4 separate regions of the Homo sapiens genome follow, and regions 2, 3 and 4 are each linked to region 1. A link is a loop called in an ENCODE intact Hi-C map of the cell type or tissue named here. Cell type or tissue: CD14-positive monocyte. All regions are shown on one strand. Each heading gives the region's core, and the rest is flanking DNA. Links, peaks and the distances in the headings are about the cores only. Region 1 has its middle 100 kb from the start of MAML3. Region 2 overlaps MAML3 (mastermind like transcriptional coactivator 3). Region 3 overlaps MAML3 (mastermind like transcriptional coactivator 3). Region 4 overlaps MGST2 (microsomal glutathione S-transferase 2).

The links. Peaks named below come from ENCODE experiments on the same cell type or tissue, not always from the same donor. Only the 100,000 strongest peaks of a DNase experiment are listed, where the experiment ranks them.
Region 2: a loop joins it to region 1, with 4 times the contacts of the local background. A loop is called at or near these places in 4 of 110 quality-filtered maps.
Region 3: a loop joins it to region 1, with 4 times the contacts of the local background. A loop is called at or near these places in 16 of 110 quality-filtered maps.
Region 4: a loop joins it to region 1, with 2.6 times the contacts of the local background. A loop is called at or near these places in 10 of 110 quality-filtered maps.

Annotation. Positions count from the first base shown.
Region 1 is chr4:140,250,014-140,257,813 of GRCh38, forward strand. It overlaps a transcript of SCOC not described here. Among named protein-coding and RNA genes, the nearest start is that of MAML3, 100 kb to the left of the region's middle. In CD14-positive monocyte, for the core only: CTCF peaks have their summits at 3,334 (motif pointing left) and 3,533; DNase peaks (open chromatin) are centred at 1,178, 1,788, 3,348, 6,128 and 1 weaker place; H3K4me3 peaks cover 1,355 bases; H3K27ac peaks cover 826 bases.
Region 2 is chr4:139,812,420-139,820,219 of GRCh38, forward strand. The region is part of intron 2 of MAML3 (mastermind like transcriptional coactivator 3); the gene reads right to left. Among named protein-coding and RNA genes, the nearest start is that of MGST2, 150 kb to the left of the region's middle. RefSeq lists enhancers at 3,334-3,903, 3,904-4,471. In CD14-positive monocyte, for the core only: no CTCF peak of the experiment used is centred there; a DNase peak (open chromatin) is centred at 3,712; H3K4me3 peaks cover 2,097 bases; H3K27ac peaks cover 1,782 bases.
Region 3 is chr4:140,091,047-140,097,446 of GRCh38, forward strand. The region is part of intron 1 of MAML3 (mastermind like transcriptional coactivator 3); the gene reads right to left. Among named protein-coding and RNA genes, the nearest start is that of MAML3-AS1, 34 kb to the right of the region's middle. RefSeq lists enhancers at 1,178-2,029, 3,989-4,038. In CD14-positive monocyte, for the core only: no CTCF peak of the experiment used is centred there; DNase peaks (open chromatin) are centred at 1,955, 3,885, 4,785, 5,245 and 1 weaker place; H3K4me3 peaks cover 3,400 bases; H3K27ac peaks cover 5,000 bases.
Region 4 is chr4:139,671,414-139,679,213 of GRCh38, forward strand. MGST2 (microsomal glutathione S-transferase 2) reads left to right here. Exons shown (of 5, transcript NM_002413.5): 2 at 7,130-7,229. Among named protein-coding and RNA genes, the nearest start is that of MGST2, 9.5 kb to the left of the region's middle. In CD14-positive monocyte, for the core only: no CTCF peak of the experiment used is centred there; DNase peaks (open chromatin) are centred at 3,958 and 4,438; H3K4me3 peaks cover 1,803 bases; H3K27ac peaks cover 3,857 bases.

The DNA of each region.
Region 1 (7,800 bases), core at 1,178-6,177:
GGCAGAGTTTCAATATGTTGGTCAGGCTGGTCTTGAACTCCTGACCTCAGGTGATCCACCTGTCTCAGCCTCCCAAAGTGCTGGGATTACAGGCGTGAGCCTCTGTGCCTGGCCAAAAACATGATTCTTAAGTGTGAGCAATGGTGAAAATTTGTAAGACTTCTATTAGATAGCGGTACACAAGAGTTTGCCACTGCTAGGGTCATGGACTCAGCCTCACGTCTCTATCTACAGGTAACTGGTCCTAGAACTGACCCAGGAAACTTCAGAAAGAAGCAAAGTGACCTGACCACTTTAGCATTCACACCTGATCCATGGAGCAGCCTGGCTCTGTACCCTTCAGGTCATCATAACCTGTCTCCTCCCGTTCACCTGCAGCCTTTTTAGAGGCAGGCTGCTAACACGAAGACAGAGATCTGACACAGCCTCCTCTTCTGTGCTCACACTTCTCCCATGACATGCTGGAACCAGCACATCAGAGCAGACACACTCGTAATAAGACCAAAAAGCAGTGACAGTGCTGACAATTTTACACCTAGGCCAGGTGCCAGAACCGACAGTGGGGAAGAGGTGCAGGGAGGGAGGGGGATACCGTACTCTGAACACTTTTTTGAAAACACAGGTTAGGGTTACTATTAACTTGCTGCTACTAGGAGACTCTGGTTTGAGTTTTGTTGTTGTTGTTTTTTTCCCCTAGATCCTTTGAAGGTGGGGCCTCAGGTGAGGTCAAAAAAAGGTTTTTAGATCCCAGACATATATGGAACTAGCAGAGCTGATCATTTGAGGGGGCAGAACCCTTATTATCAGCCCCACGTTGGCCAATGGAAGCCTGGGACTTTTTTCATGTTGCCATGTTCGTCATCTATACAGCATCTATGCACCTCAAATAGGCTGAAATATTTTTATCTTACAGTTGTTTTGTGAGTCAGGAATTCAGGGATAGCTTAGCTGCATGATTTTGGCCCAGAGTCTCTTTACCAGGCCAAGCTGTTGGCCAGGGCTGCTGTCATCTGAAGGTGTGATTAACATTAGAGGATCCTCTTCCTAGAAGGCTCACTCACACGGCTGGTGAGTTGCTGCTGGCTGATGGTGGAGGCCTCAGTTCCTTGAAACATGGACCACTCCAAGCAACTGCTTGAGTGTTCTCATGACATGGTGCCTGACTTTCCCCAGAATGAATGACGCAAGAGACAGCAATGTGGAAGCCACAATGCCTTTCATGGGCTTGAAAGTCACACTGTCATTCTGCAATATTCACTTGGTCACACAGGTTAGCCCTGCTTCATAGGGGAGGGGAATATACAAGAACATAAATACCAGGAGGCAAGGGTCACTGGAGGTCATCTGGGAGGCTAGCAACCACAGCTGCCTATTGGTCCTGCCACTGCCTCTGGGAATCAGTCTGCCCAATGCCTGAACAGCTATATAAATCCGATGCTCACGGAAATTCTCCAGTATCCTTTTAGAGAAGGGTCCACAGCTCCTGACCTACTTGCCTCAGGTGGGTGCTGGCTCAGTCCCTTGCCCTAGCCACCACACCTCTGGCTGGGCGGCAGTGTGCATGTGGGGACGGCTAGGAAGGAGGCCCTGATGAGCCAGACACACAATCATGGCTTAGAATGCGACTTTAAAGCCAGGCCCACCCCCAGAGACTCTTCGGGCTCTAAAATGGCCAACTAAACCTAAGTAAGTGTCTGAGTTACACCTGTGAGGCTCTGGGGAGAATGCGGCCTCACTGGATTTCTGCTCTTTTCCTGGAGGGAAATAACCTTGCTGACTCAGATGGGAGTAAGAAGCTGTTAGCAGTTGCTGGGTTCACCTTCGATGGAAATCTGGAAATTCCAATGAACCACCATCATTTTCTGCAAGATAATCTAACCTAATTTCAACTGTAAAATTTAAATTTTCAAATGTACTGAAGAGATAGTACATGCCAGGCATTTATACACAGTATTTCCCTTAATCATCACAAAAAACCTGTGTAGTAGGTATCAGGCCCACCATTTTATAGAGGAGTGAACTGAAGCCCCAGAGGTTAAACTCCCAGCTAGCAAATGGGGGAGCCAGGGTCTGCCTCCCAAGCCTGGGTGATAGGGCTCTGTCAGAACTCTCCAAAAGAGAAGGGGCATAAATCACAGGTCTATCCAGGGAGCGGAGGGAGAGGGGGAGTGCCCCACACAGTCACAGCAGCAGGGCAGGAGGAGGATGGGGGCTGGGGGCAGCGGAGGACAGATGGGAGCTCCTGTTAGGAGCCACGTTTCCTCGGCTGGGAACCCCTACTGCTGAGTCTCTGCAACAGCGATGCCAGGTCTGTCTCAAGGGCGGCAAACTGTGCCTCTCCCTCCTCCTGCAAGGAGAGTCGGGTTGTTCATAATGATAGGTACTCTATGCCAGGCTTCCTGCCAAGTTAAGAACCACTTTTTAAAAATCTTCACAACATTCCTAGGAAGTAAGTATTATTCCCCGCATTTGATAGCTGGGGAGGTGCGGAGTTGGGGACTTTAGGAACATCCTCAAGGTCACAGAGCTCCAGGGTGTCCATGCTCACGTTTCAATCCAGGCTTCTGACTTTAGGGCCAGCAGAACTCTTTAACATCATGTTCCACCAGGCAGAGGTTGGGGGGTCAGGCGACCACATGGGCCGTTCATCTTTGCAGGAACTGACAGCGTTAGCCCCGACACAGAGGGCATGGGCCCCGCGGCTCCACCGGGAAGGGGGCTCGCCCGCCGGCCCGGGCACCCCCTGGTGGGGCCTCCCGCTCTCGGGCTCGGGCAGAACCCGCTGCTCAGGGGCCCGCGGTCAGGTCAAGGAATCCTCCTGTGGGCCTCGGCATTCCTCGAGGGGAGGGCGACTCCCGTCGGGCGGGCCTGCGCTCGGGGTGGGTCCGGGCTCCGCGGCCGGGATGGGTGAGCTGGGGAGGGAGGCGCCCAGGCTCGGGCAGGCGTCAGGCGCCGCGGCGCGTGGGGCTGTGCACGCGGTCACCATTTTCCTCCTGCTGGTCTGTGTGTCCCTCCGGCGGGAGCCGAGGCCGGCTAGGCCGCAGCAGCCCCGCGCCCAGGGAGAGAGGAGGAGGGGAAGAGGCCGAGGGCGCCCTGCTCCTGGGTCGCCGAAGCCCCGGAGGCTTTGTGTATTCGGAACCGGATTCACCACCTCCCCCGCCACCCCCGCCTCCCATTCCCGCTTTCTTTTTCCCTGACCGAAGTCCCAGTAGAGTATCCAGCAATTAGCACGCGAGGAGGGGGTGGAAGGCGGCGGCGGCGGCAGGGGTGGGGGCGGCGAGACCCCGGCTCTGGGCTCGGCCCCGCGCTCCGCCTGCGCTGCCTTCGTGCGCCACCTACCGGCTGCTCGGGGCTGCTGCGGCGGCCGCCAGAGCTGTTCCTAGGCGGATCTTGATCTCCGTGGACAATAGACAATGGGATTTTTTTTTTGGAACAATGATTTATTTTTGGGGGTGGGGATAAGGAGGAAGGAGGGAGGGAGGGAGGAAGCAGTAGTGTGTTTGTCATCGCTTTAGAAAAAAAATCTCTGTTCTATCATTGTTTCTGCATATCCATTATATTGAGGACAAAAGAATCCCGTTCTGGAACAACAAAGCCAAGGGAAATGTTTTCTGTGGCTGACATTTAATTGTGTGCACAAGGTGCTACATTATCATGGGGAGAGATTGTAGAAAAGAATAGGGCAAGCCTCGGTTCAAAAGCCTGACTTTTCTGCTTTAAGATGTGAGCTTACATGTGCCCCATTTTAGATTGTCTCATATATCTCCACTCATGTTATACACGACGCACAATTCTCCGTTTCCTTATAGTTTTCCAACCCACCGCAAGCATTCCTTGCGGATTATTTTTGCACCACTTCCAAGGTCTATTCCTTTTACAGTTAACAGGGATCATCATGTTTTGCTTCACAACCTCTCTACATGTTTCTTTTTTAGAAGCTGTTAGGGACCTTGGAGAACACGTAGTCCAACCCTCTCATTTTACAGATGAAAGAGGTAGAATGCCTAGTCCAAAGTCACACAAATAATTAGAGAGGGAGGCAGGACCAGACCTCTTGTTTCCTAATCCCTGGTCCCTACGACCTGCTATTTGATGTCCTAATGCCCAGCACTCCTGGACTTGCTCATTCCATGGCCTCCTTTCTGGCAGGAGAAACCCCCTCACAGCGAGTTGTGTTCCACAAAGATGGGTGCTAATTCAGGCCGAGGGGACAGAAGTACAAGCTTCCTGGCTTGGTAATCCCTTTTACCCCCCTTTCTGCCCCACCACCTCTGTAGCGTGAAGAAGGGGAACAGTGTGGGTGTCATCTTAATTTATTCATTTCATTATTTTGCTGTGATAAGTTAATATGTAAAACCTATTGCAGTTGTCCCCAACTCTCCAGAAAACATTCTCCCCTGGGATGCAGGGACTGAGCGCCACCTCTGATACTGGGCTAAACCAGAAGCATAACAAGAAATGTGTTCCATCTTTGGAAATTGTACTCAGTGGTCTCTTGGCAAAGGTGGTTTGCCCTTGGGAACTTAAATGATATGGATTTCTTTCTAAGGCTCATGAAAAATCCTTGGGAAGAGGCAGATAGCTGATCATGCTGTAGAACAGAGACATTTTTCTTATGCCACCTTCCAAAACACTACAACAGACGGCGCTCCCCTTTAAACTATTACTGTGTCACACTGAGACAGAAGAATTTTCAAGTTTTAAATGAGAAGCTCAGTAAACATCTTTGCACATCCAAAATGAGTCAACCCATCATAACAGCCTGCTTGTTTTAAAAGTTGTTCAGTCTGTTTAAAGCAAATAGACCAATCTCACAGTCTGCAGACAACCAGACAACAAGCAGAGAAAATTTCAAAACAAAAGGCCAGAGCATTCCCTAACTCTCTTTAAACTGTCTTCTAAAAGCATAGAAAAGAAGAAAACACACTTGGGTTGTAAACAATTTCTAAAGCTTTCTGCTGGGTTTTGGCACTCTAAGAGAACTGGTTTATACAGGGGCCATGTGACAGGGGCCTGTTAACAGGGAGCTTAGATCTCTAAACCTCCTAGTTTTCCTTTGTTTGTTCCTTTTTTTTTTTTTTTCCTACAGGGTACTGATTCATCCTGTCTCCACAGAAGGATCCACAGTTCAATGATATTCTAATATGGCAACCACACACTTACAAACACCTTGCCTCAAGGATTTTGTGAGAATCAAATGTGATCAAATGAGATAATGTAGGTGAAAGTACTTTAAAAAGCCTAAGGTACTCTTCAGATGTGAGGTCTTACTCCCTTGTATTTGAGCGTTTGAAGGCATTGAAATCATTAATTGGAGCACTGCTGTAACTGTGCTGTAGAGCTGTGATTTGGCCTTTTTTTTTTTTTTTTTTGACAGGGTCTCACTGTGTTGCCCAGGCTGAAATGCAGTGGCACAATCTCAGCTCACTGCAACCTTCACCTCCCAGGCTCAAGCGATCCTCCCACTTGAGTCTCCCAAGTATGGCCCGTTTTTCAGATAGGAACTTAGGGTTACACTTCAAGGGTAAAGCTTAACGTAGATTAGAGCATATTCAAATCTCATCTTAAAGAATATCCTCACATCATGTTGGAATCTGGTAAATGCTAAAATACTGGTGACTCATTGCTTCCCCAATGTCCTTATTTGGTAGCATGCAAATAAAAATGATCATTTTCAGATTTAGATTTTCTCAAACCGTGGTGCGAGCAGCTATTTTTACTTTTGCTTCAGTCACCATTCTCTGTAGTAGAAAGTGTATTTAGAGTTGTAAAAACTGTTTTTCCATTTGCAGCCTAAATTTAAATATAGGATACAGCCACCAAAGTACTCTCCTGGTCAGATACAGGAGTCACGATAGTGAAATCCAGGACTTCTGACATGTAGTCCTCATTTCCATCCATTTAAGGACTCCATATCGCTAACTTCACAAGTGCTTCATGAGACCATTTCCATAGCACTTCCCCTTAGGACACCTCAATTGACTTGCAGATGTTCTATTGCTAATTCTCTTAACAGTTGTATTTGAGAGTGGTGGGTCCATTGGAAAGATATCTGACTTGCAGAAAGTGAAACCTCACCCAGTCATCTGCCTTCTCTCTTACAGGCCATGGGACATATACCCTGTACTTGGCTCCACAAGAAATGACTGATGTCACCAAAACATGAGCAAATCTTAGAACCCTAATTTCCCAATAGTTGTTGTCCTGTCCCACCAAAACCAAAAGTTGGGCATGGTGGCTCACACCTGTAATCTTAGAGTGTGGGAAGGCCAAGGCAAGAGTATCACTTGAGGCCAGGAGTTTGAGACCAGCCTGGGCAAAATAATGAGACCCCCATTTCTACAAATAAGTAAATTAATTAAAAGCCCAAGCCTGCTATCACATTTCTCCAGGGGTCAGAGCTGGAGTTTACCTCCTGCTCAAGACACTGGCTGCTGGGTCAGAGGAGATTCGGACACATCACCTGGTTTAACCCCAGGACTCTATGTGACCTTCATCCCAGCCCTGACTCAGCAGCCTGCCCTGTGACTAACTTCCTGTGACTGGGCTTTCAGATGTTGATGTTGATGATGTCCCTGCCAGGATAACCGGTCCAGATTGGCCAGCTGTGAGAATAATTCAAGTGGGTTTCAGGTAAATCACTTTCTGATCACCAATCTCTTTCTCTTTGATAAAATATCCTGTGTCTCTTGGGGCCAGGTTGGTGGCACTAACTCACTGGATGCTTATGTTTATGAGGCTTTTAGGGGTAGTTAGATGAACCTTGCCAGTTCTCCTGTCCTGGCTGCCCTCTCTTGTTTCAGATTTTGTGATGGACTGGAACACTTAGACCCAGAATCTGACACCAAAGCCTGATGAAACATGGGGCAGTGCCTGGCCACCGAACCTGCCCCCAGAGCAGGTGGCTAGAGGCAGGAAATAAAGAGGATGCTGGTAGGTGTTGCACCTTAGGCAACAGAGTGTGCTCTCTCTGCCTAAAGCCACCTGCCCTATACCCATCCCAGATGGGGGCTTGGTCAGTGGGGCCTCCTCCACCTCCCCTCCCCAGACTCTACCATCTTTACTGGGGACTTTGGCCCCAGTAAATTCTTGCAACATATGAAATGCCCAGTGGAAATGCAAAATAATCACGTCATCTTTCACACATTTATGGTATGTTGGCAATGTTTCTAATAGCCACTAAGGGACAAGAGTTTATCTTTCTATCTTACATCTCATAAATCTCTTCCTTTTTTTCATCCCTAGTGTAAATTGTGCTTAGACCAATAACACATTTAAAATTATAGAGCTTTTCATCACTACGGAGATGCTCTTGCCTATGATAGGAACGATGGCTACATCTGAAGCTGAGCAAATTTATCTTTTCTCTTCGTCTGCATCAGGGTGACCTCTGGAAGGTAAGTGAAAGATTTTCACTTAGCTGGGCACAGGCTTTGTTCAAGGCATCTGCTTGTAAGAGCCAGTATTTAAGGGGGAGGTTTGGGCCTAGGGGAGAGCCTGGCAATCTGTGTCTCTGTTCTTCTTCAGAGTTTCTTTTTCAGACTCCAAACTGAGGGCGAGTCATCTGAGCTCTCTCACGGCGGTGAGGAGCCTGGGTTGTGTAAATATAGGTCAGTTATTTAACCTGTCTCTGCCTCAGTCTTCTTTGGGGATAATAATAGCTCTCATAAGTTCATTGTGAAGATTGAAAGCATAGAATGTGTGAAGAGCTCAGCACAGTGCCTAGTGCATAATAAGCACTTTTAAGTGCCAGCCAGCATCATGATCATGACTGTTTCTATCCTCCCGTTTCCATGTGGC
Region 2 (7,800 bases), core at 1,413-6,412, 440 kb before region 1:
TACTTTTCCCTCTCCACCCTAAAAGGGTTGGTGGTTTTACTCTTTGAAAAAGTAGAAACAGAGAGTTCTGGCACAAGGACACAAAGCGCAGTTGAAGTTGGGAGTGCTGTAATAGAAATGGGAATTAAGTGGAAATCTACAATTCAGTGGTCGGATAATCTTACCTCACTCCAAACCTGTCTGGCACTTGGCTTCAAGAACACTGGCAGCCACTGGCAGCCAGTCTTACAACTTCTAGACAGAAGCCCAGTAGACTCCTATCTAGGGAAATTAACCAGCCTATGAGGAATGACTAACAGATCTTGGATTCCCCACAGCTGGGTTTCAGGCCAATCACTGCCGCTTGAGAGTCCTTATGAAAACACAGGGCTCCAAGTTAGGCTGTTAGTATCTTACTCTTCACAATGAAGGTACAGGTAAAGATTGCCACACATTTAAGGAAAGCCTCTAATATAAAATGCAGACTCCGAATAAATAAATACAGAGAAGAGAGAAAGTAGAAAATAAAAGCAACAGAACATTTAAAAAATCTCTAATATATTCTCAGAAATGTAAAAAAAAAAAAAAAAGGGGAGAACCTATGAGTTAAGAATAGGATGGCATAAAAATAAACATTTAGAAAATTAAAATAAAACTCTTATAAATTAGAAATATAGTAATAGGAATAATATTAAAGGGTGGGAAGGTTAGGTTAAAAACATCTTTCAAAAATAGAACAAAAGTAAAAAATATGAAAAATAGAAAAGAAAAAGATAAGAAAATAGGGATTCAGTCCAAAAGGTACAAGATCCAAATAACAGGAGTTACAGAAACGAGAAGAAAAAATAGAGTAGAGAACATCATAAAATTATCAATGAAATCATAAAAGAAACTTTCACAGAACTGAAGGACATGAACTTTCAGGTTGAAAGGCCCAGAAAATTCCCTGAACAATGGGTGCAAAAAGGGCCACAGCAGGGAACACCACTGTGAAATTTCAGAAAGCTAAAAATAAAAGAGATCCTAAATGTTTCCAAAAGTGGGAATTAGAATGGCAGTGGACTTTTTGGTGGCAACCTTGGAAGCAAGAAGAAAATGCATGAAGCGCTTCAAAATTCCTCCTGAAAGTTATTTACAGCCTAGAATCCTCTATTTGGTCAGACATGTGAACAGAATAAAGCTATTTTCATACATGCAAGGCCCCAAATTTTACTTCTCATGTACCCTTTCTCAGGCAGTGATCAGAGAATACATTCCACTGAAATGGGGACTAAACCAAGCCAGAGAAGACTTGGAATCCATGAACTGGGTCCCCACAGGATCAAGGTGAAGCAAAGGCTCGGGGTGCCGGCTCTGCAGCCATCCAGACAGGGGCCAAAGGATGCAGGACTCCAGAAGGAAGGATCCCAGAAAGAAAAAGAAATGGATTGATTACCTGATGTTTGCAAATGTATTGAGAGAAGATTCACCCTTCTGATGAAGACTCTGTGAATGATTTCAGGACAGGACCACAAAAAACTGAGCAAGGAAATAAGGAAACAGAGCCAGTAACTGCAGAAAAAGCAAAAGTGGCAACAGAAATGTCATCAAAGCCCAACATGCAGCTAGCTACAGTACACAAACACAAACACACACACACACACACACACACACACACAGAATGATGATTTCACCAAAAGTTGTGATATATCAATAAGTAGGAAGATGGAAGAAGAGGAAGCGTATCTGAGAGGCAGAAAGAGAACTGTGGGTAGGTCTCCCTGTTCCATGGTAGAAAGTCGATAAGTAGTATCTAAAACATAATAATCAAGAGATAACTGCAGAAACACGTTATTTAGAAGTACAGATTCATACTAGAAGAAGTAGCTAAAAATTTGTAAAGCTTTGGAGAGCAGAAATCAGGATGGCGATGATGCTTCCTATCATATAAGGCTTATGCCTTACAGAACTCTGTGATCTCAAGTTATGTAACTACTAGCTGGCTAAAGATACTGACTAAAAAACAAAACAGCCAACTAGTTATCCCTGAACACCTAATCAGACTGAAGGTGACTCGAGTGTGTTTAATTCCCTCAGGCTTTGGAAGCCATCCCGAGAGGGTTTCCTGTCACGGGGGACGATTTCAAAACTCCCAGCACTGCTTCCCACAGATCTGTGCCCAAGCTTCTCTTGATTTGTGGCTGCTGTGTAGATATGAACGAACTGTAATGAACTGTGTGGTTCAGATACTTTTTGGTACAGCTACGATAGCTGAAAGGTGGGTAACACCCTCCCCCCACCACCAAGACTTGGTAGGCAATGCTGATAATGTAGTTTCTGGGGCACACAGTGGCTGGGAGTTTTCTGGGGACCTTCCAAATCCTACCTGCATCTGAGCTTTGTGACCCTCCCTTTGGATTCTTGCCAAAATAGTCCAGCAACTGCTCTTCCTTCCCACACCCAGTAAAGAGCGTAGGGCTGGAGGAACCTGGGCAACGGAAGACAAAGGGAATTTTCTACAGAGAGTTTTATATGCTATTTCCATGGCTGTGCTATAGAAATGAAAGAGTATCATTAGGGTTTAGAGTCTAATGAGGCAGCATTAGATAGGCCAAGGAAAAGTCACTCTATGTAAAATATAATTATCTGGAGAAGAAAAGTGAGTGTACTTGGATTTAGACCACATGAGAGCCAAAACCTAATTTTGATGAGAAACTAAAATTCTGGCTATGCAAAAGGCAGACTAGGAAGCTAGAAAGCCCGACTTATGAATAAAAGACAAATAGGTCTGTTCTGGAACTTGGTGTCCACTTAGTATCCATAACATGGATGGTTTGTAAATTCAGGAATAAGGGAAGGTAAGATCCTGAAGTGTACTGTGCTTGCTAAAAGAAACTGTTTTCAGGAATGAATCATTTCTCTTACAACAGGTAAATATGGCCTGCTGAATAATAATAGCCCACATTCATTCAGAGCTTATTATGTGCTAGGCACTTTAAAGTGCTTTATAAATACTAGCTTATTTAATCCTTAAAACAATTTTATGAGATATGGACTATGACATTTGCGTGAGAGGTAAAAGTTTCTATTTTATAAAAGAAAAGACACAAAGAAATTAAGTAATTTGCTCAAGATTACAGATAATAACTGGCAGAAAGGAATTCAAATCTGGGCTCCAAAAGCCCAGGTTCTTAATAGATCTATCTCCATCAATTATAAAATTAATACAATGATCAGTATGCAGAGGCCTAGGCAGAATAAGATATTCTGCATTCATGGTGCATTTTTTAAAGGTACTACTACTACTACTTTGTGTTTAGTATATACTTCAGATTCCAGTTCAGGTTTCCAGAACTCAACTGGGACAAAGTTAAAAGTTTTAGTTCAAAACTGAAGTTTCCTCTGAAGACGAGTTTCAGAAATCAGATCCTGGCTCCCTGCCTTGCCTACAATTCATCTTAGACCTCAGGAGATAAACACCAGCTTGAGCAGTAACACAGCAACAATACGGACGACGATGAGCATAATAAATAATACTTCTAACGCTTGAACCCTTGTGCTACCAGGAAAAAAAATAAAACACTCATTGTGTCGAATGGTAGAAATATCACATCTGTGCATATATTCACCCCAGCTCCAATATAATTCTAAGACTGCCAAGCTCTGAGACCTAGAAATGGTGAGTCAGTCAGGAGGGGAGGAAGAGAGGGGAGTGCGAAGATAAAAATAGAGATGTTGATTGCATTGTTACTAATTCAGTTTAGCTCCAACAGCCCAGCGTGGTGAGTCAACAGCAGTGACAAGACACAAAGAAGAAAGAAGCACCGTGCTCTGAGGGGCTGAGCGGAGGGGATGCAGACGGTCACATCAGTAACTTCATGCCAAAATGAAACCCGCAGCATCGAGGCTGTGGTGTGAGTTCAAAAACAAACAAGTGAAAGTGCCGAGGGATAAAATGGGCTGAAATCGATGAGCAGCAGTGCGGCCGACCCTCTGGTAAAAAGCTGCCTTTTGTAAGAATCCCCTGATTGTGGGGGATGGGGCCTGCAGATCGTGAGCTTAGAGGCCAACTTACACCATTCGAACAGAGTATTGTTTTCTCTGGGGTATAAGGCTTACTGTGATTCCAGACGTGTCGCCATGGCAGCGGTGGGGGAGGGAGAGAGGAAAGGAGGAACAGACGGGGGTCACCAAGGTCCTAATTCTCATGCAAGGGCCCCCACGGCTCAGCCCTGTCTCCCTGAGAAGTCCAGTGTTGTGCTGCATCTTCTTTCAAGACACCACTGATGTCAATCCAGTTCAATTTAATAGATCTCGAGTGCCTACTAAGTGTAGGTCTTTCACTTCTAATTAACATTAGCATCTGTTAAAATACCTAACCTCTGCTTGGTTCTAGAAAACTAAAAGGGAGAAAAAGACCTAGATTCCACGCTCTCAACATTTATCTTGTCCTATTCCCAGACTGTGTGGCTATACAGGTTAAAGATACATAGCCACACGGAGGGAATATAATGAATGGATGTATGTGAATGTGCTAGTCATTCCTAAATGCTAACTTTATATTACAATTAGAAAGAATGAGAGTCCTTTTGCATTCTTAGAGTCTACTGTGATGGTCTTCCTCCTTCTAGTTTGTCGCCTGTGTACAACACAGGCTAGGTGCTAGGCGACCCTTCTGAAACATACCTCTGCCATGATGTCACTCTGACTACCTTCAATGGTGATCCAACACCATTAGCTTGGAAATCAAGATCTGCCATAGCTGGTTCTGATCCTATCTACCAGTCTTCCTCTTCTGTTGTTCAAATGCTTCTATGTACTTAGAAGGGTGTAATAGGTAGAGTGAATGGATGGATGGATGGATGAATCATAAAACAGACAAACAAACATCAAAAAACTCACTTCCATCTCCATTTGTTGGCTCAGGGGTCACCATATCTCCCCTTCGAGAATAATTTTTTTTCCGTGGCTTTCATCCATGCAAATTCTGCCAGGGTCTAGGTTATACCTCAAAATCCATATGATCCAAATGAAACCCATGACCTCCACCTTCTGTATGTCAGTGACTGGGACCACTGTCGTCAATCTGGTTTCATAAGCCAGAAACCTAGGTTCCATCCCCATTTCCAAATATTGCCAAAGCCCTTTCACTGTCACCTCCTCCATATATATCACCTCCCTCTGTTTACATGTCCTATCCCTCCATTCAGTGATTTTTCAGATCAGAGGACTGAAGTCACCTCCAAATGAATCTCTTCACATCTACTCCCCTCCATCAGTTTTCTATGCCGGGTTAGGGGGATGCTTTAAAATGATCCTATCACACTCCTCCTTGAAACTCTTCAGTGACTTTCCACAGCTCTCAGGAGAGTGGGCAGAATCTTACCACCAACGCTGAAGCCATCTGACCAGTATGTCTTCCAGCTTTGCCCCACCCCACTTTCCTCTGGCTCTCTGCACTGGCCTCCTGGCAGCTCCACCTGCTCACTGTGTTCCTCCCAGCCTTGGGGACTCACTTACTGCTTCTTGTAGTTATGACTTCTTGTAGCTGGAATGCTCTGCCTCAGCACCATCCCCAGCTCATCTCATCTGCTGGTATAGTGGTTTTCAAACTTGAGGGTCTATCACAATTGCCTGGTGGGTTTGTTAAAATGCCACAATACTGGGCACCACTCCTGAGAATTTCTGATACTGTAGGCCTGAGGTGGGACCTGATCATTTACAATTCTAACAAGTCCCCAGGTGATGCTGATCCTGCTAGTCCTAGAACCACGCTTGGAGAATCACTGCCCCGGCTACCGTCTATTGGTTTTCCGGATCTCTGAGAAACCTTCCTTGACTGGCACCTCCCTCACTAGGCTAGCTTAGACATGCTCATGGCTGTCTACACATTTCCTTCACAGCACCTGTCCTCATCATGGGCTGTAATTATGTATCTGTGTGATTATTTCATTAATGTCTGTTTTTGTGGTTAAACTCCTGTGCCTGTGGTTAGGCAGCATCTCTGTTTTCTGTCCCCAGTGTTTACTAAGTACTTTGCCACATAGTGTGTGCTCATAAATATTTGCTAAAGCAGGACTAATCTCTTCCATGAGATTTTTTCTAACTAATTGAGGTCATATCACAATTCCTTCCTACTCATGACTATTTTACTTAGGAGAAGTCCATCCTCCTAAGAGCTGATACATTTTAGAGGTTCCCCAGGAATAGGAAAATCATCAAACACTACAGAATACCAATGAGAGTTGGAGAAAAATTGTCATTGTCAGAACGAAGGAAGTTGTTACAAAAGACACTAGTGCCTGCTATGAGGCCCACTTCCTTGTGTTGGGATGATCAAATGGGATATTATATGGAAAGAACTTAGTGTAATACCTAGAATGAAGCAAATACCCCAAAACATTCACTACTATTATGGATTACAGTAGCCTTTGCAACCTGGGTCTTGTAGTATCAGTTCAATTTCAAATATTCTGTCCCAAGGTCATATTTCTTCATATATTTTGTCTAGAAAATCTGGTTGTACATATGGCCTGTATCAAACATTTTAATATTCATACAGCATATTATACTTGACTAAATGCGGCAAACACTTATTAAGTGCCTATTGTATGAACTCATTTGGCTGGCATCAGAGGCGCACGCAAATGAATAATGATCCGATAGGGGAGAGAAACAAACAGCCAGCAAAAATGTAAGGCCGAATAAAATAAGCATGAAATGAAGGCAGGTATAAAACCTACAGGTATGGAAAAGGATGGATAATTTCTGGCTGAAGTGGTATTTGATTGGGCCTGGAGCGGGGAGAGTGATCTTGACAAGCAAAGAAAAGCAGCAGAGCATTTCAGGCCAGTCCAGGAGGAGGGAGCTTAATGGGCTGAGGTTCTGGCTCCCTGAAGTGTGTGGCTCACTCAAGAGAAAGAGAAAGAACAGTGTTCCTGCAGTGATGAGAGACATGGTGAGACAGAGAGGAAGCTGAAAGGTATTTGGAATCAGATTATATATAATCTTGAATATAATGCTAAGAGGCTAGTATTTTGTTCCATAGGTAGCATGGCTCCAATTGTATCCCCTGCATGAAGCTGCTTCGATATCTTATTTTTTTTCTCAGATTTGGCTTAGGGAAGAAGACAGGTGTGATGTCTACAATCATTTGATTGGCTAGATTTGCAAGGCTGGCCTTCAGCTCACTTTTAACTTCTTCTTGGGTATTTTTTTCCAATTGGACTATACTGCCACCCGATAAGTGGTCACACGTAGTTATCACTATTTTCTAAACGCCCAAGTGTTCTCAGAGATATGATTATGAAAACAAGATTAGCAAAAATAGCTAAGTATAAATTGGTAGCTTCTTAACAAATGCTTGACTCAGATTTCTCTCCAATCTAATCCTACCCAGATCTGAAGACTTTCTTTAACTGACCATGAGTGTTGATATTTTACACTTTATGACAAAAGTCCTTCCAGGACATACATGGTTCTCATTTATAGCTGTTTTCCCATGTGTTGAAGAACACACTAATTTTCTTCCGCTCTGATTCCCGTAGTATTAAGATAGTATTTTGATGACTTGGGCTTTCTCATTCAGGCAATGGTGCTGTACTCAGCACTCCAATACCCTACCTCTCTCTCCAATTTCCACCTGTAGTATAAAAAAGAAATTGCCTCCCTTATCCATATGACTGCCACTAGACAGGATGGTGGATATGAGACATCTTCCATGTTGGCTGTGCAAATCTCTAATGTGCCATTTCTCTGATCAGATAAAGGTTTGTCAATTGACCAACCTGTGTCAATATCATGGTAGTGAAGCAACTGTGACCCGAATGTCATAGATATCTC
Region 3 (6,400 bases), core at 1,401-6,400, 160 kb before region 1:
CTCAAAACCAAAACCAAAACAACAACAACAAACAACAAAAAGACAGAGAAAGAAATTGGACAGAGGGCTTTTTCTAATTAGGAAAAGCCAGCATCTCCATCTCTGCCTGGTAATTTCATGAAGTCTGCATAGCAAAAAGCCCTACATACACTATTTTACACAATCAGGTACAACTGCTTTTTCCTATTCCATTCTCCTTGCTCGCAGCAAAGCTGGCTTTAGCTGACAGGCAAGATTTTTTTCCTAAAGCCTTCCAAGATAAGCCAAGAGAGGGGCTGAGCTTCTCCTACCTGCCACCAGTTAGGGTCTACCTTTTCTTTAAATCATTTTCACTATTTTATGTAGGTTTAAGCCTCTGGGTAGAAATCTGTCCCAAAGCAGACAAGTTCCTGTTCCTGAAATGACTAATTCCTTGCACAAGGCAAGAGGCTGGTTAGAACCCTTTCAACTAGAGGGAATGATTAGTGTAAAACAAAACAAAACAACAAAACAAAAACAAAACAAAAAAAAAAAACAGGACCAAGGACCAAGCTGCTGAGGCTGAAGGAAACCACATAAACAAAAACAATACACCCATTAGATAGTACTTGTAAGGTATTCAGACCCTGAGAAATTAGTTTGAATGCAGTAGAAAGGCAGATTACAGGAGAGAAAGGGCTCCCAACTAGTTCAAGGGTTTGTTTAGTCTACTTATCAAGCCCAAACTAATCATCTTAATGGCTGTTTATGCCCAGAACAGGGTTCAAATGGCCTTTCGAAGAAAGCAGGGCAGACCCAGGCTAGCAACCTTCCTCTCTTCGAGGACTGCAACCTTCTTCTCTCCAAGGACCCCAGGATTCTCCTTACTAAGGATCCCCACTCTGAGCAGGTAAAACAGCAGGCCATAGTTTTATTTATTTCCTATCTATTTATTTCCTATCTTCAAACGAGACTATACACTCCAAAAAGCAGTGGGGTATCATCTCTGTTGTCCATTGCTCTATCTAGCTTATAGATCATTTTTGAGATAAAAACTTTATATATATATACGTATATATATACGTATATATATATATACGTATATATATATATACGTATATATATATAATATCAGAGGGTTAATGAACTGTCTGGAGGGAAAGATGGGAACTCAGACTTAATTTAACTCCTTGCTTTTCCCCGATGCAGACACCGAAACCTTGCGACTGAGCATCAACAGGTGCCTTCCTCCTGCAAGGAAACTTTCAGAAAATCTTCAAGGTAAACCAACTATCATTCTACCAGAATCAAGGACACCGGTTTCCAAAATTCTAATCCAAAAGGGGGAGTGGGACTGGGGGAAGATCATCAACAAGGCAATCCTTCACCTACTCCTACTCCTCAAAGCAGCATCAGATGAGAAGCCGGGTGAGGCATGTTAACCGAGAAGCCCTCCTCCAATTAATGTGCTATTGCTCCTTTAAAACCGAGAACAAACGGCGCGGCCGCTCCTGATCCCGGAGGCTGCAGAGCAGTAATTGTCACTTAGCCACTTAACTCCCCGCCGCACTGCTCACTCACTCATCGTGGTTTATCTCTCAGCCAATTACTGCTGTCATTTGCGTTTCAATGTGTGCCATCAGGGGCCAGGCCCAGTCGACAGCAGAACAGAAAACACCGGGAGGAGAGCCGACTGGCTTCCAGAGGCGGGTGGAGCCCACACCTCATTCCCTGCTGCTCTGTGGGAGCTTGGAAGGTATTCTCCTATCGCAGAGGCTCCCAAAACAGCTCCAGAAGGGACCCAAAACTACCTGACCACACTCCAGTTTTGTGCTGTGCCTGGCTGTACACTGAGGCAACCAAAAAGAAAAATTTGAGCCCTAAGTACCAAGTCAATAATAAGGATGGTGATATTAAAGCAACAGAAACTTTAGCAGCTTAGTGTGACAGCAGACAAGAGACAAGTAGAGGAAGTGGCAAGGATTCCTGCACTGTATTATTGTGAAATCCACCCAGGGCTAGCCTACAAATGTGAAGACAGGAAAACTTTATAGGTCTCGCTGCTCTTTTATGCGAGCAGATTTCCAGGCACGATGTTGTTCACCCATCTATAACTTGGCCCCAAAGTGTGAGGAACATATGAATTTTCTTAGGCGGTCCTGAGTTGAAATATCTAAAAATTATATTTGCATTCTATTGCCATATTATAGACTGGTGATACATTCTATACTTGGTAACACAATTTCATTTTTAAAAAAATTTCTTCAAGGCACAACCAGATGTGACTTTTTATAACTAAATCAGAAAAAAAGCTTGCCAGACCATGTGTCCAGATTTTTCAGTTCTGCAAAGATATCCTTTCTGGTTGCTCAGTGGATCCTAACCACAAAAGCTAAGACTCATGTTTGTTTGTTTTTTTTTTTTTTTTTTGAGACAGAGTCTCGCTCTGTCGCCCAGGCTGGAGTGCAGTGGCACTATCTCGGCTCACTGCAATCTCTGCCTTCCGGGTTCATGCCATTCTCCTGCCTCAGCCTCCCAAGTAGCTGGGACTACAGGCACCCGCCACCACGCCCTGCTAATTTTTTTTAATTTTTTTTTTATTTTTAGTAGAGATGGGGTTTCACCGTGTTAGCCAGGATGGTCTCGATCTCCTGATCTCGTGATCCGCCCGTCTCGGCCGCCCAAAGTGCTGGGATTACAGGCGTGAGCCACCGTGCCCAGCCAAGACTCATGTCTTTAAATAGTTTGTTTACTCTGCCTTCCTGGATCAAATCTATACCATCATGTGCTGCATTAGGGCTTTTCTCCCAGAAGGTTGAAACCTCCCATGATTGTAGAGGCAGCACCTTGGCTGTATTACCCTAGCCTGAGATTTCCTTTGGAGTGCATTCGGTCTGGCCGTCAGGTTGTCCTGCTCACTGTGCAGCATGATCCCCCTGACATTCCATCCTTTGGAGCCCCAGTAACCACAGCAGGAGGGCCAGCAGCTGAGGCTGAGCCAGAAGAGACCTGTTCTAGCTGGATCTGCACAGCCTGGTCTCTGGGTCTAAAATAAAACTCTTAACTTCTCTGCCAATGAGCTCTGCCAGGCCTGATGACGTAACAGGTCCCTTCAGTTCTATTTGCAGGCAAGGTCCATTTACATCAGGATTTCATCCAGGTAAGGGGGAATTTGGGAGGGGGAGGGAGTGAGGGACTCTCAGAGAATGGACCTGTCTTCCCATCATGCATGGAAAAGGTCTGAAAGAGCTGGTGAGGTGCCAAAGTAATTGTACACGTCATCTTGAGCTGTGCAAAGAGGAGCAGGCCTAGCTATAGCTAATTGCTATCCTCCGGCTATATGCTCCCCACTGAATACCAGAGAGGGGAATCTGTTCGGTGCATAACAAAGAAAAATCACAAGTAAAATAAAGCTAAGCAGCAGCCGGCCAACGCTGTGATGCTGCGACCGCCAACCATGGCCAGCCACACACAGGGAAACTCGGATTTGTCCTCACTCATCTTCTCTCAGGCCTTCTAATTAAGAAAACCTTAAACTTGGAACCAATTTACTCCTTTCTCGCTCATTTAAGTCATCACCCTGACCCATCTCTGATGAAGACAGAGCACTTCAAACAATGGAGAGTAGTTCCTAAGATAGCCGGTGGCCAACGTGAACTTCCTAATTAAGGACCCACACAAAAGTAACTTTCTCTTCTTCTGGGCTCTTTGTGTTTGTAAAAATGCGGCTTCAAGCTGAACAAACTATTTGATCATCTTCCCGCTTCCTTCCTCCTTTCCTGTCTGTCTGTCTGTAATGTTTCTCAGCTGATCAATAGCTGTCTCTCTGTGTCATGAAGTGTGCAATAAGCTGTTCTTTTTCTTTTGTCTCAAAGCCAGAAGACGCTGTATGGAAAGACCAGTTCCTCTTCTCCCACCCTTCTAGCTGTGCGTGGCAGCCCAGTGGAGGTCTGGACGCTTGCCACTGAGTGCCAAGAGCAAAACCCAGGCCAATCAGCAGGACGGATCCAAGCCCCTGACTGCAGCAGAGGTGCCTCTCCGCAGCCAGGCTGCAGCCACCCACAGCCTTGGGGCTGCCCTGACCCTGCCTCAGGCAGGAGCCCCGCCTCCTTCTCAAAGGACGTCACAGAGTACCTGCCCTTGGGGTGCCACACATCTTTCTTTGCTCTCTTTTTTCAGATTCAATTTGCCTGAATAGGAAGAACCTCTCCTTCCTGCCTAATCTATTCCCAGAAATCCCAGCTGCTCTCCCCAACTTTCACAGAGCAAATCAGTAGGCCCACCACTGTCCATGTTGGAGATCACACTGAGCCTCGTCTGGACCCCCCACTGCTTCTGGAGCATCTCCACAGACGGTCAAATCTGCATATCCAAACCTGAATCCTTCATCTTTCTCTCCCACTTGACCCCCAATTGGCAACAACACCCTGCGCTCCAGGCTGAGGGTCAGGCTTAACTGTCCCCTCTCCTCATCTCCTACATCCTCTGCAAGCTTTCTAAATTTTATTTCACACACATTTCTCAAATCCAGCCCCCAGAATCTAGAGATAAGACCACAGCCCTAGTTCAAGCCCAAATCCATCCTCCTCACTGCCCTTCTTGCCCCCTCTTCTTTCCAGGGGCCGCCTAACACAGAATTCTAACTCCATTGCCCTGTGTCCCTCTGCCCTACCCTCCGAGCCCCCCAATAACATCTGAGAACCCATGTTCCTCTCCACTGTCACCCACTCAATCCTTGCAGCAGGGACCTGCACTGGTTCCTACCCCGCCACAGGAAGCTTCCTGCTTCCTGTTCAGGCTCCACCCTCTCCAGAGAAAGGCCCCTCCTCCCCTTCACCCAGCTAATAACTCTGACTTTGTTCACGGACTCCCCACCTCCAGACTGGGCTAAGTGCTTCATACACATTTCTGTCATTGGATCAAGCTCCTAAAGGGCAGGGACTGGGTAATATTTCCCTGTGTAGTCTCAGCACCCAGTTACACACTGTGGGCTCCTGTTACACACAGCAGGTTCTCAGCAATTGGGATATTGCATTTGTACTTTCAGATTACTAGCTGATGCTCTCTATTACCTACCACAGGGCAATCAATACCTAAGTATGCCTTAGACCCATTCTGGTGCTACCTATTTAAAGAAGGCAGACTCCTAGACACCAACGGTTGTGTCTATGGAACATATTTTGTCTAGCAACTTACGCACTTTGGGGTACTTAATAACTTGATGGAGTTGAAGATGATGACGGTGACAATGACGTCAACCAGGACAGGAAACTGGAGATGATTAGACATCCTTTATTCTCCAAGGCTGTGTAGCTGCTTAAAACAGTTCTCGATGAGTCACAGAATGACAGCTCATTTATCTTGAAACCTTAACTAACCAGAATACAGCATGGACCCTCAGTCAGACACACTTCTGAGAAGCTGAAATACGTATCCGAAAGTTCACATGCTTGTCCACACACAAGTTAAAGAGGTAACTTGTGGAAGGGGTCATCTAGTCTGCATTCAGGGCCTATTTATTCTTGCTTAACATTCACCTTGATAATCTATGCGATCTCATTCCTCAGTCACAGCAAGTTATTTGATGTAAAATATGAGAAGAGGCGAGGTGGCAAGAGGCTGCTGGGGACTGACACGTGGGAGCAGTGCAGAAGAGAACCCTGACAAACCTTAAAAGAACACAAAGTACATAGTAGTCTTGGGATGGCTCATGTTGAGGGACAATGAGTTCCACACATATTAACAAACCCTAATGACACCATCACACAAAGGTACAATATTTACCCTCACGATGATGAGCAAGATACCGAGAGAGTTACATTCTGTGCAATATTTTCTACCTGCAGAGAAAAGGAAGTTGAGAGAATATTTTAAGATGATTTCTATCAAGGTGATTTTTTTTAAGGAGTTTTAGCATTTACTGAAGTAGATTGCATTTATCTGGAAATTTTGCTGCTGAGATACCTGACAAATGAGCCATTGCTTAACTTCATCCAGCATGGAACTATTAAGTAGCCACGGCACAGGCCTTGCCCACCAAGAGTGCACAGCCTAAAACAGCCCAATACCCTGGAGAATACATTTGTATATTTAGTTTTATTTTAAAACACAGTGAAACAGGAAACACTATCTGCCAGAAAACTACCAAATATAGAATGTCCCACACCTCCCCATCCATGCAAAACACAAACGGACTAAGATTTCAATTCAGGGCAAGAGCATAAGAGATGAGTCTATTTCAAGGCAGGTTCCACTTGGGAAATGATAATCTTCTTTTGGTCTTGATAACCCACTCTCCTCAGTCTCTCTCTCCTTTCCTCTCTCCCTCCACCTTTCACCACCTCATCTCAGCTCCTTCAGTGTACAGGAGCTGCTTAGAAGGAGAAGACGAAGCCGAGGTTTTGTTCGAGTTGTTACAGTCCCATGGTCATTTCCGTAGTGG
Region 4 (7,800 bases), core at 1,317-6,316, 580 kb before region 1:
ACTCTACAGAAAAGGAGGTGAAATAGCACCCCACTGTCATCATATATTCATCATATATACGTATATATATTTTCAGACCTACTGCTCTGTCGCCCGGGCTGGAGTGCAGTGGTGTGATCTCAGCTCAACTGCAGCCTCTGCCTCCCAAGGTCAAGCAATTCTCCTGCCTCAGCCTCCCGAGTAGCTGGGACTACAGGTGCGCCACCATGCCCGGCTAATTTTTGTTGTTGTTCTTTTTGTTTTTTTGAGAGGGAGTCTCACTCTGTGGCCCAGGCTGGAGTGCAGTGGTGTGATCTCGGCTCACTGCAACCTCTGCCTCCCAGGTTCAAGTGATTCTCCCGGCTCAGCCTCCTGAGTATCTGGGACTACAGGCACACGACACTGCACCTGGCTAATTTTTGTATTTTTAGTAGAGATGGGGTTTCACCGTGTGGGCCAGGCTGGTCTTGATCACCTGACCTCAAGTGATCCACCCGCCTCAACCTCCCAAAGTGCTGGGATTACAGGCACGAACTACCGCACCTGGCCCCACTCTCATCATATTATTCCAAAAATAGCCATGGTCTCTCTGAGGCCCCTCACCTGAGAGAACAGAAGGGCTTCTATCCCTTGGGGCTGGAGGTGAGCCCAGCTGAATCCTCTTTCTTGGGGCTGGACTGGGAGTAGGTGGGATATCTCAGTACCTCTTCCATTTACTGAAGCTCATTCCTCACACTTGCTAGTGTCACAAACAGATGCCCATTGGGTGCAATTAACGTAAGAAAAGATAGCACTTTTAAGGCTTGCTTACTCCCAGCCTCATTTTGAAGCTCTAGGCTCCTGTGCATTACTAATTCATAAGTCTAGGAGCACATACCTTTCATTATTTCCATTTTATAGGTGGAAACAAGAAGACTTGCCAAGTATTTTCTGCAAGGCTGTGAAGCATGTTAGAAGCAATGGTAATAGCAGGTGCAGAGTGGCCAAGTCCTCATTTCCCCCTCAATGGACAAATCCCTTTAGCTGAGCCCATGAGTCATTGGCCTTTCCAGATTGATGCTGCCCTGGAGGGATGGAGCCCAGGGTTGGAGACAGTCAGGGCCCATCTGTACATTCCTTCTCCTCACTCTGCTCTCTCAGGCTGCAGTATGAATGAGAAAACTCCAATCCCAAGCATTTACACACTTTTTTTTTTTTTTTTGACTCGGAGTACAGTGGTGCGATCTCAGCTCACTGCAACCTCCGCCTCCTGGGTTTCAGCAAATCTCCTGTCTCAGCCTCCTGAGTAGCTGGGACTACAGGTGTGCACCACCAAACTCAGCTAATTTTTGTATTTTTAGTAGAGACGGGGTTTCACCATGTTGGCCGGGCTTGTCTCAAACTCCTGACCTCAAGTGATCCACTAGCCTCAGCCTCCCAAAGTGTTGGGATTACAGGCGTGAGCTACTACTGGGCCCGGACAGCATTTACACACTTTAGATATTCAGTGACAATGTTTAAATCCTAAACAACAGCTTATTTGTAGCAGAAGGGGATTAGTGGAAGGGAAGAGCCTGCTTTGAGAGCCCTTGCTACACCAGGATCAATATTGACTTCTTGTGAGAGGGGGAGATCATATCCTGTTCCAGTAGGAAACACATTGCCTCTAATACTCTTAACACAGGGAGAGACCCAAACTATACACTTGGTGTGGAATTTTAAAAGGAAACATTTTTAAAATATTAGCAGGTAGGAAACAGATATTGAGGTACTAAAACAAGTCAGACAAGGAGATAGTGGGGGAGACAACTGGTAAGGAGCTAAAACTGAAATAAATAATGTGAAGCGAAATAATAGTTACTGTAACCCAACTGAACGTGGGTCCATTCACCCAGCATACAGAAACAAACACAAGCACCAGGATTTGCAGTGACAGAAAGGGAAGCATTGATTGCAGGGTGCCAAGCAAGGAGAACTGGGCAGCTAATGCTTAAGACCCTAACTCCCCAATGGCTTTCAGGCAAGGGTTTTAAAATTTTATTTATTTTATTGTTATTTGAAACAGGGTCTTGCTCTGTCACCCAGGCTGGAGTGCATTGATCCTGGCTCACTGCAGCCTTGTCCTCCCAGGCTCAAGCGATCCTGCCTACTCAGCCTCCTAAGTAGCTGGAACTACAGGCGTGCACCATCACCACACCTGGTTAATTTTTGTATTTTTATTTTCTAGACATGGGTTCTCACTATGTTGTCCAGGCTGGTCTCAAACTCCTGGGCTCAAGCAGTCCTCCTGCCTCGGCCTCCCAGAATGCTGGAATTACAGGTGTGAACCACCATGCCTAAATGGGTTTTTAAAATTTGAGATAGGGTCACACCATGTTGCCCAGGCTGGTCTTGAACTCCTAGTCTCAAGTGATCCTCCCACCTTGGCCTCCTGAAATTCTGGATTACAGGAGTGAGCCAACAGACTTGGCCCAAGCAAGGGTTTTTAAAGGCAGGGGTATATTTCAGGAAAGCAGAAGGTATAGGAAAGATAATAAATCAATACATGGAGGTTATACCTTGGTTTGGCCTCAAAAGGCAGGATATCTTGACACAGGGGCTTACAGGCCACAGGTGGATTCAGAGATTCTTTGGTTTGCAGTTGGTTAAGGGAGCAAGGCTTTGTCTAAAAACTTGGGTCAGCAGAAAGAAATATTAAGGTTCTAAGCTAAAAAGTATCTGAGACAATTTAGAAAATTTATTTTGCCAGGGTTAAGGACATGCCCGTGACACAGCCTCAGGGGCTCCTGACAACATGTGCCCAAGGTGGTCAGGGCACAGCCTGGTTTTATACATTTTAGGGAGACATGAGACATCAATTCATTTATGTCAGATGTACATTGGTTCAGTCCGGAAAGGCGAGACAACTCAAAGTCTATATCCAGGTCATAGGTAGATAGGAGACATTCTTTTGAGTTTCTGATTAGCCTTTTACTGAATCAAAGGAAGCAATCAGATATGTATTTGTCTCAAGTGAGCAGAGGAATCACTTTGAGTTCTGTCTGTCCTTTGTCCACAAGGAATTTCCTTGTGGGTAAATTGTGAGGGAGCTATGTAGTTTTTTTTTTTTTTCTTTTTTTATCTGGTGTCTAGGCAAAGTGGCTCACTTCTGTAATCCCAGCACTTTTGGAGGCTAAGGCGGGTAGATCACTTGAGGTCAGGAGTTCAAGACCAGCCTGGCCAACATGGTGAAACCCCATCTCTGCTAAAAATACAAAAAACTAGCTGGGCATGGTGGCACATGCCTGTAATCCCAGCTACTCAGGAGGTTGAGGCAGGAGAATTGCTTGAACCCAGGAGGTGAAGGTTGCAGTGAGCTGAGATCATGCCACTGCACTCCAGCCTGGGTGACAGAATGAGACTCTGTCTCTTAAAAAAACAAAATCTTTATAGCTATCTTATTTAGGTATAGAATGGGAGGCAGGTTTGTCCAATGCAGTTCCCAGCTTGACTTTTCCCTTTGGCTTAGTGATTTGGGGGTCCTAAGATTTATTTTCCTTTCATGAGGTTTAACCCGTGTGTGTGATTCTCTGCAGGCCCCTCAGGAAGAAATTTAGAACAGGGAATGGTGGTCAGAATTCAGTCCTCAGTTCCCGCTTAGCTGAGGTCTGTGTGACAGTGGTCAGCATTTTCCATCTGGTGGAGGTCCTGGTTTCTGAGAAACAACTCAAGAACTTATGTGAAGACGTTGTCTTTAGTTTCTATAGGGAACCGAACGTCTTGTAACTCTGTCTTATTTGGGTGACTATTATTTAAACTATTATTATCTTCTCGCTTAGCGGGACTGAAGGATAGCAAGGTGCTTGGAATTTCCCTTGAAGGAACTCAAGAGTTTTTATTTCCGTGCTTGAGGTGGCTAGCAGGTCCCTAAGAGTGTTCCTTGCTCTGTCTCCATGCCAGAAGTTTATTATGGGGTGAAAAGAGGAAGTTAAGGACAGGAGGCAAGACCTACTGAAGGCTCAAAAACTGACAGAGGAGGAAGTATGGATGTGGAAGTGAAAGAAGTCCACAGAGCTCATCACAAGATGAAGGTGGTCCCAGGCATCAGAGTTGATTATCTAATGAAATAAAGGAGAAGAAAGTCATACTGTTTTATAACAGGGAAACGTCGGCAGGTAGGAGCCATCATCCCCAAAGTTTTCTTGTACCTGCTGGGCAAGGTGTCAGAGCCCTGGCAATGGAAAGTGATTGGCCCACAGGGAGTAAGAATTTACCGACAACAATATAGGTTTGAAAAGGAAAGTTTTATTAGATTGAGAGAAAGCTGCAGAAGAGTGCAGCGGGCTGCCTCAGCGAGAGGACTGAGCGCGCCGGGGAGGATTTTCCTTAGGGGTATTTATGGACCTTAAAGCAAGAGCTTAGGGGTAATTTGGTCCATATTAGCCACATATGTCATGATAAATGATTACATTTGTAGACATTTTGGTGTCGTAATGTCAGCAAGGGTTGCACAATGAGTTTTGTCATGCATGCATTCCGGAGATGTATAGAGGTAGAGAAAGTCTAGTTACATATAAATTTTGGGGAAAGAAGCCTGGAACCGGCCTTAGATATAGGGAAGATCAATTATTTCTAAACTCCTCAGATAAGGAGTTCTGCCTCTGGATGGTCGGCTTCATGGCCACCAGGTGGTCTTTGCTCTCTTTAGTGGCCCCTCCCTCCTGGCCTCCTCATCTCCAGGCAATCTTTATGTCACTATAGATTCATTTGCATTTTGAGAATTTTATATAAGTGAAATTATTCAGTAGTACTCTTTTTTAAAATCCTTGCTTTCATTCAGCATAATTATTTTGAGATTCACTCATTTTTGGGGGGTATCAATAGTTTATTCCTTTTTCTTATTGTTAAGTAGTATCCCATTGTATGGCTCTATCATGATTTATTTATCTACTCACCTGTTGATGGATACTCTTGTGAGTCAGGGTTCTCCAGAGAAACAGAATCAATACACACACTCACACATAGACACACACACGGAGAATTATTTTAAGGAATTGGCTCACACAGTTGTGGGGGCTGGCAAGTCTGAAATCTGCAGGAAAGGCTGGTAGGCAAAAGTTGATGTTACAATCTGGTGTTGAAGGCAGTCTGGAGGCAGAAGTCCTTTCTCTTTGGGGGACCTCAGTCTTACCTCCTAGGGCCTTCAACTGATTGGATGAGGCCCACCCACATTAAGGAGGGTAATCTGCTTTACTCCAAGTCAATTGATTTCAATATTAATCACATCTAAAAAAACACCTTCACAGCAACATTTAGGCTGGTGTTTGACCAAACAACTAGGCACCGTATGCTAGCCAAGCTGATGCATAAAATTAGCCATCACAGAGTTGTTCCTGTTACAAACAAAGCTGCTGTGAATATTTGTGTACAATTCTTTGTACTGAAGGAAATAAAAATATTTTACCCAAGATAGATTTCTTTGACAGATTTTCAAATGGCCCTGCAAAGCTGTTTTTTGTGGGGGAACTTTGCATTGTGGAGAATCTCCATGAATGCAGCAAGGCCTTCCCTTGTCCAGATCTGGGAGAGATTAATGGAGTCTGACACCTGTAAAGATCTGGAAGAAACACTTACCATCTATTTTCTCTAAGGGGCTGCTATCTGTGAGATTTCGTCTGTATAACATGACTCCCTTGGCTAGCTGAGCCTCCTCTTCTTCCCCTCCCATATCCTGTCTTGCCACTAAAACCTGACTTACCACCATAACCTGTTTTTTTGGCCATGTTCTGAGCCTGCATTGCTTCTGTGAACCCAAAATATCTGATAGGTCTCAACCAATTTAGAAAGTTTATTTTGTCAAGGTTAAGGACATGCCCGTGACATAAAAGGACATGCCCGTGACATAGCCTCAGGAGGTCCTGATGACATGTGCCCAAGATGGTCAGGGTACAACTTGCTTTTATACATTTCAGAGGGACATGAGACATCAATCAGTATGTGTAACATGTACATTGGTTTGGTCTAGGTAAGGCAGGACAAATCAAAGCAGGGGCTTCCAGGTCATAGATAGATAAGAGATAAAGGTTACATTCTTTTGAGTCCTTGATAAGCCTTTCACTGAATACACAATTTAGTCTGGCTCAGTGAATCTGCATTTTTTTTTTTTTTGAGACAGAGTTTCACTCTTGTTGTCCAGGCTGGAGTGCAATGGCATGATCTCGGCTCACTGCAACCTCTGTCTCCCAGGTTCAAGTGATTATCCTGCCTTAGCCTCCTGAGTAGCTGGGATTACAGGCATGCACCACCACGTCCAGCAAATTTTTTGTATTTTTAGTAGAGACAGGGTTTCTCCATGTTGGTCAGGCTGGTCTCGAACTCCCGACCTTGGGTAATCCACCCGTCTCAGCCTCCCAAAGTGCTGGGATTACAGGCGTGAGCCACCGTGATCGGCACATTTTTACATAAGCAATCAGATATGCGTTTGTCTCAGATGAGCAGAGGGTGACTTTCTGTCCAGCACCTGTGAAGATAAGCTTTTCCTTGTGGGCAAATTGTGCTTTGTAGCTATCTTATTTAGGAATTAAAATGGGAGGCAGGTTTGCCTGCTGGAGTTCTCAGCTTGACTTTTCCCTTGGCTTAGTGATTTTGGGGTCCTGAGATTTATTTTCCTTTCACATTTCTGTAGCCTCAAGATGGCATATGAACTTCTGTACCTCACTGTGGAGCGGGGTCTTTGTTCTGAAGGCTGCTATGTATACATATGAAATAAATGTGTGTGATCTTTCTTTTAATGTCTGTTAATTAATCTGCCTCATGTCAGTGATTTTCAGTGAACCTCCAGGGGGCCAAGGGCTTTGGCCCCTACAGTATGGACATACAATTTTGTTTCTCTTAGGGAAATACCTATGAATGGAATGACTGGGTTATACATTGGAGGTATGTCTAACTAAAAGACTCCCTTCCAAACTGTTTTTCAAAGTGGTTGTACCGTTTTACATTCCCACCAGCATTGTATGAAAGTTTCAGTTGCTCTCATATCCTCTCCTGTCTTTTTTAATTGCTATCATCTGTCTTTTTGATTTTAGACATTGTAATAGGTATGTAGTACTATCTAATTGTGATTTAAATTTGCATTCCACTAATGACTAATGACGTGCCCCATCTTTAACGCAACATTTCCCTTTACTTGCAGGTTATTTTGCTTTGCAAGTTGGAAAGGCAAGATTAAAATACAAAGTTACGCCCCCAGCAGTCACTGGGTCACCAGAGTTTGAGAGAGTATTTCGGGCACAGTAAGTAATGCTTCTTCCACCCTTCATGGATCTGTGCCTGCCATACAGACACAATTCCTGACTAGGGGAAAGGGATATGGAGAAGACCCTAAGTTCATGTGCAATATCTAGTTATAACAAGTCACTCTTCACAGCCAAGACCGTTCTCAGAATCCAGAAAGTTTGAAGGGTTCGGGGCATGAAGTCTCTGCCCACATCTATTACCAATTCAGCAGGGTATATTTACAGAAAAGGCTGGGATCTCAGGAGGGACTGCTGTGTCTCCCAAGGAGGGTCACTGGGTCAAAGAGGCCCCCTGGAGCCTTGTGAGACCACAATAGTCTGAAGTTGGATTCGTTATGCTACAATTTTCTATCTTATTTTTTCCTCCCTACTTCAAAACAGAGGTAGATCAGGATTAATCTTTTGCCAGTTTCTCTGTGAACCATTTCTTAAAATCAGAAACCTGTAAGAATGAGAAAGCTTGCCAGCTCACATGCATGCGCCATGTTTTTTGATCATCTTGTGCTCCTTGTTTTTTCAGACCCACACAAAATGTTCCACCATAAACACCGTGAACTTGCCTGCTGCA